Regions from separate parts of the Homo sapiens genome. Here region 2 is linked to region 1. The links are chromatin contacts, found by Hi-C or POLR2A ChIA-PET in ENCODE. All regions are on one chromosome and are shown on one strand. Each heading gives the region's core, a stretch centred on a gene start or an enhancer-like site at or near the end of the contact. The rest is flanking DNA. Distances are from core to core; before and after follow the strand shown.

The links. A loop is a pair of places that touch in the nucleus more often than their neighbours do. ChIA-PET counts read pairs that join two places held with the same protein, here RNA polymerase II (POLR2A). Pooled maps may share reads with other maps.
Region 2: a map of gastrocnemius medialis shows a loop between it and region 1 (2.2-fold over the local background). The contact joins two enhancer-like sites. A Hi-C loop is called at or near these places in 2 of 168 maps with a recorded cell type or tissue (GM12878 and gastrocnemius medialis), 13 of 37 single-sample maps with no recorded cell type and 10 of 50 pooled maps. POLR2A ChIA-PET finds 5 or more read pairs at or near these places in 2 of 52 experiments (GM12878 and PC-3).

Annotation. Positions count from the first base shown.
Region 1 is chrX:109,707,964-109,710,803 of GRCh38, forward strand. The region is part of intron 1 of ACSL4 (acyl-CoA synthetase long chain family member 4); the gene reads right to left. Among named protein-coding and RNA genes, the nearest start is that of ACSL4, 24 kb to the right of the region's middle. Within about 2 kb of position 1,333, at least 8 of the 41 ENCODE cell types and tissues checked have a DNase peak (open chromatin) inside an H3K27ac peak, as active enhancers do; they include GM12878, where a contact is called at or near this core.
Region 2 is chrX:109,782,011-109,784,921 of GRCh38, forward strand. No RefSeq gene overlaps it. Among named protein-coding and RNA genes, the nearest start is that of ACSL4, 50 kb to the left of the region's middle. Within about 2 kb of position 1,628, at least 2 of the 41 ENCODE cell types and tissues checked have a DNase peak (open chromatin) inside an H3K27ac peak, as active enhancers do; they include GM12878, where a contact is called at or near this core.

The sequences.
Region 1 (2,840 bases), core at 83-2,582:
AGACAAGGTCTTGCTCGGTTACCCAGGCAGGAATCCAGTGGTGCAATCTTGGCTCACTGCAGCCTCGACCTCTTGGGCTCAAGCCATCCTTCCACCTCAGCCTCCTGAGTAGCTGGGACTACAGGCATGCGCCACCACATCAGGCTAATTTTTTGTATTTTTGGTAGAGACAGGGTTTCACCACATTGCCCAGGCTGGTCTCCAACTCCTGGGCTCAAGCGATCCATCTGCCTCAGCCTCCCAAAGTAATGGGATTACAGGCATGAGCCACTGCACCCACGTAGAGGTTATTTTTAGTTTTATCCTTATAATTTCCCTACATTTTCTAAAACTTCTACAGTGAATGTTACTTTTATCATTTAATAATAAAGTAGAAAATATAGCACCAGCCTTTCAATTAATTCTAATGTGTGTCTATGTATTGATAGTAACAATGAATATGGTCCAAAAGGTGTTTAGCCCTACTCAAGTGGCAAAGTAATACTGTAAAAGGAGCTAAAAGTTGGCTTTATTTGTACTAAGGAAAGCAGGTTAGATCTTCGGTTTTTAAATTAGGCTCAAAGCAAAATAAACTCTTCTTTTGCTCATGTAATATAACCTATAAGCTAAATAAAATGAGGGTTTTCTTCCTTACTATAACTACCATGGTTAACTGTTTTCTGAAGCTAAGCATCCTTTTGGTGTCCCTTATGTCAAAACGTGACTAACAAAAATTGACTGGTACAAGCTGAGTCTCCCTAATCTGAAAATCCAAAATCTGAAATGCTCCAAAATCTGAAACGTTGTGAGCACCAACATGACACACAAAGGACATTCTCATTGGAGTATTTCAGATTTTTGGATTAGGGATGCTCAACCAGTCAGTATATAATGCAAATATTCCAAAACCTGAAAAATTCCAAAATCCAAACACTTCTGGCCCCAGGCATTTTGGATAAGAGATACTCAACCTGTAATAGCAAGTTAACAGACAATATCAAAAAGCCAGACAATCATGAGGGGTTCTGCACAGATGAAAGTATAAATTTCTTTAAAGCTAAGAGTTCTACTTACTTATCCTATTAAAACAAATGGGAACTCAAATGCCAGATTATATCTGCATGAGATAGAATAGGTACCATGCCATACTTGCAACCTTCTGCCCCATAATGAAAATGTTTTTCAACTGACCAGAATCAGTCCCCTACAGGAAATTAAGCCTGCCCCAGGAGAAGGTAACTCAAGCAAAAGGAACCAAATGAATATCATTCCTTTGATGTCTGTGATTAGTAGACCCAGAGGGCTACTTTCCACACGGGTGATCAGAGGGCCTGTGAAAGGAGGGGATTTCAGAAGTGAGCTTTCCATCAGTACTTTCTTCTTTACAACCTGGTTCTGGGACCAAATACTCAAACTTCAAAGGGTATCATCTTACCTGTCTAGCTTCAGACATTCCAATCAACTGTGCTATCACATTACAAATGTGTACTAGCTGACTTCAAAAAGTAGGAGGCAGAAAAGGCTGAATCATTTCTTTCTCTCAAAGTTTTTCTTTCGAAATGTTTCGAGCAGTGGTAAAATATCATTAAGTAATTTCACTTCCTGTAAGGCCCACACATCTACAAATGTGTCCTGCAATAACCCCAACAGGGTCTGGCAGCATGGAGTTCACAATGCTAAAAAGTATAAAAAGAATACAGCTGCTACGCATACAATTCCAGTATAATAATACAACAGAATATTTTCTCAAAAATTAACTTTTACTCCAAAGTAGAGGGAAATCTCTCTGTCACTGATGGTTCGCTAAACTGGGTTGAGCCAGTACTTCGGAAGCTAGAGTCACAAACCTGATCCCCAGATAAACTGGTTAAAATGAAGGCGAGGCCGGGTGCGGTGGCTCACGCCTGTAATCCCAGCACTTTGGGAGGCTGCAGCAGGCGGATCACGGAGGTCGGTAGTTCAAGACTAGCCTGACCAACACGGAGAAAACCCGTCTCTACTAAAAACACAAAATTAGCCGGGCCTGGTGGTGCATGCCTGTAATCCCCTCTACTCAGGAGGCTGAGGCAGGAGAATCGCTTGAACCCGGGAGGCGGAGGTTGCAGTGAGCCAAGATCACGCCATTGCACTCCAGCCTGGGCAACAAGAGTGAAACTCTGTCTCAAAAAATAAAATAAAATAAAATGTAGGTGAACACATTTCCCAGCTTTCTGAGGACTGTCCTGTGGTTGTCCCAGCATAATTATCAAACCCCTCTTTCTTTTGCAAAAATATCCTAATGATGACCCTAGTTGTATCCTAACTTTCATCCCATAGAGAACAAGGCAAGAATGTATGGGTATATTAGCAGAAGCCAACCTTCACTCCTGGAAAAACACTTCCAAGTAAAAACTCCTGTTTGAATCCACAGTCATATACGACGGGCAAGTAAATGAAAGCACCAGCTGCACACCATTAATCACACAAACACACAAGACTCTTTATTCCAAGTGTTTTTCAATGATATCAAATTACTACAATCTTAGTTTATGTGCAACATTTATAATCCAATTTCTAGAATCTAGATTAACACCTTAACTGATGACTTCAAACTGAAGTCAATTTCTCATCTCACAAAAAACACACTTGTATCTTAAACAGATATAGGATAAATCAGATGCATTGTAAGAAAATATCTCCGTGTATAGGTATTTGATTTGTGACTTTAAAAAAGTATAGTCCTATTTAATAAGTTATGTTCACCCTTTAACTAATTTTATTTTTTAATTTTTAATTTTTTTTGTTGAGAGATGGGGTCTTGCTTTGTCACCCAGGCTGGAGTACAGTGGCACAATCATAGCTCACTGCTGCCTTGAACTTCT
Region 2 (2,911 bases), core at 378-2,877, 74 kb after region 1:
CTAAATATACTCATCCCAAATCCTTGGGCCCAAGAATAGCTTAAAAAATCATTAAATTTCCTCTGGAAGTCAAGTTAGATTTAGGAACACTTTCTACCATAGTTACCCTATCTGGAGGGCTCACCCTGCACCTAGGCAGTTTGGTTTGGATTAATTCTCAGAGAACTTCAGAATATCCAGACCCAAAAGAGAAGTGGCAGGCTGGGGGCAGGGTGGGGGCGGCGGGGGGGATGGAGGGAGAGAGAGAGAAGAGTATTAAAACCATTGACTCTTCCTTACTAAGAAGGTTCAAACAACCAAAAATAAATAAGACTAGAAAGACTTCAGGGGATTGTCACATGTTAACCAAAAGGATTCCTACACAAATAAATGCCACTTACTACAAAGCATAAATAAATGAACCCCATCTCCCCCGCAAAAAACCTAAGTTGTGGGAGAAACAAAGCCAGGTGCATCACTGTGGCATATGGAATTTGGGGTGTAGATGGGGACTAAATGCCATGGGAGCATTAGTGATTTTGACAGTGCACTCAGCAGCTCTAGGTTTCAAAGGTATTTTAGCCAAGTATTTTCTCACTGCGGCCTAAGCCATCCAAGGACACTGCTGAATCCAAGAATGAGAACCAAGATTTTCTCATTCGCTAGTGGCTTGCTACGCTGTGCCGTTTTAGAAAATGACACAAGGAAATGTGATGCCTCCTGGGGAACATTCTTTGGTTCTGCCTTATCAGTAGACTGACTTCCTCCTCAAGCGAATCTTCTAACATTTCTCATTGTCTCTGTAACTACATTTGATTATGTGACTACAGAGAGCACAATTTCCCAGGTGAGGCTTCCCACCAACAAGTGGATCATTTCGACGTGAATGAATGATAAACCACACAGCAAGAGGGCGAGAGCAGCAGCAGAGTCATTGAATTTCAATTGTTAAAATAGCAATCCTCCCTACCCATTTCAAAAAAATCCAAGGACAGTGAGACAGGCATTTGCAGTTTATATTCCAGGTAAATATGCATCATTTTTACTCATTAGATGAGGAACAAAATAGCTTTTAACTTTGAACAAGGACTTGAGAATTAACATTCTTTGTTTCATTTTCAATTCTGCCAAGGACCTGCCAGATGGCCATGTTTCTGGAGGTGGAAGGATGTCTTACTCATCACTCAGCTTACTTTTTAATATAACAATCTAACAAACCTCCATCCGTTCTAGTAGCCTTTATGGCCTCTTCCCTGCCCCGCACACACCCACCATTGGTGAGAAATCATGGGGCCTCATAATTGTTAAATTCAGAGATGAACATAATATATCACCAGTTGATGCTCTGAATTCACAACCACCCTCTCCCCTGCAAATGTAGTTGAGCCTACTCCTTCTGTTAAAAACCAAATTGAACCTCTGAGAAATTTGGTTTGCCTTTCTCAATAGACAGTATTCCCTTTACAACTACACAGGAATAGACTTTGCAGCAACTTGAAGTAAATTTAGAACATGAAACTTGTAGCTTTACCAGACTAAACTGGAAAAAATGAAGTCAGTTCGGTTCACCACAGAGAATGAAACTCAGTACCCTAGTGAGGCCGGAGGCAATGCTCTAAACAGCCCCCGTGACCCAAACTGCCTCAGTTTTGGCCCTACAGCCTGAACAGACCAGAGCGGTGAGAGTGAATTGGATTTTTATGAGCTCTGCCTTAATGAAAAGTAGATTTGCTTGATATGGGGAAACAATCGGTTAATGTTCTATGCCATTCAGGTGTAGGTTTATTATTACTTTTTTTATAATCAAAAGAAGTGGATTTAGCTGGAACTGGAAAATTGCATAATAGGAAACGCCAAGATAGGGGTGGAGGTTAGAACAGTTAGCCACGTCTCTGACAAGTATAAATCTTTGCTTAACCCTGTTACAAGGCCATTTGGCACACTTTGCTTCCTGATCCAACTCAGCAGGTACATTCCAGGCTCCAGGGCACCCCCAACCGAACCCTCCCAACTCCAAGTTTTTCCAGTACTTTGAATGCCTTCCAGGCCTTCTTCTTTTATAGGAAACATAACCGAGATTTTAGGAGGCAGTATTTAGCAACACTAGCTTTGCAAATGTTCACAGAGACATAGACAGTGATCTTACTGAGGCTAGACCTTTGACTATGACTATTTAGCTTATGTGGGATCTAGAACTTATCTGGAAAAGTCATGTTTGTATCTCAAGGATGAACCAATAGAGCCTTGAAAGCAAAAGTCTTCAAGCCCCTTGCTTTACTTGTACAGATTTGGTCAGCTTCTGGGTGAAAGAAAACACAAAGACCAATTGCCCAAATTATTAGAAGATAATACAATCTGACTCATTTAAAGAACACGGTATGGAAATATTTATTTGTACCCATTGAGGTACAAACATTAAGCAGAAGTGTACCTCCCAACATGTATATTGGTCCAGAATAATAATAACAGTTGTTGACACTTTCAAGAGGCTCAACATAGACAAGTGCTTTAGACAAATTCCTATTTAATCCTTATACCGACCCTATGAGGCAAGTATTGACTTCACCACTCATTCACTGGGAATTGAAAGTCTGTTAGTAGAACCTGTACGCTTAACCACTGTGTCCCATTTTTAGAGGACAATGATGAAGATTCTGTGAACTTAAATTAACTAGATCTATCATACTAAAAGTGTGTGCTACAGACCAGTGCTGGTCTGTGACGAGATTAGTCAGAGACTGAGAGTTAGAGTTTTTAAAAATGTATAGCAATGTAACAGAATATTCTTGTCTGTTGAACCTAATTATTTAAAAAAATTGAGCTTGTATTTTTACAACTTTGATTTTTATTAAATATCATTTTATAATAATTTATTTGTATTATTTTTAAAAGAAAGTATCAGTCTATGACAGATTGGAATTTTATTTGAAAG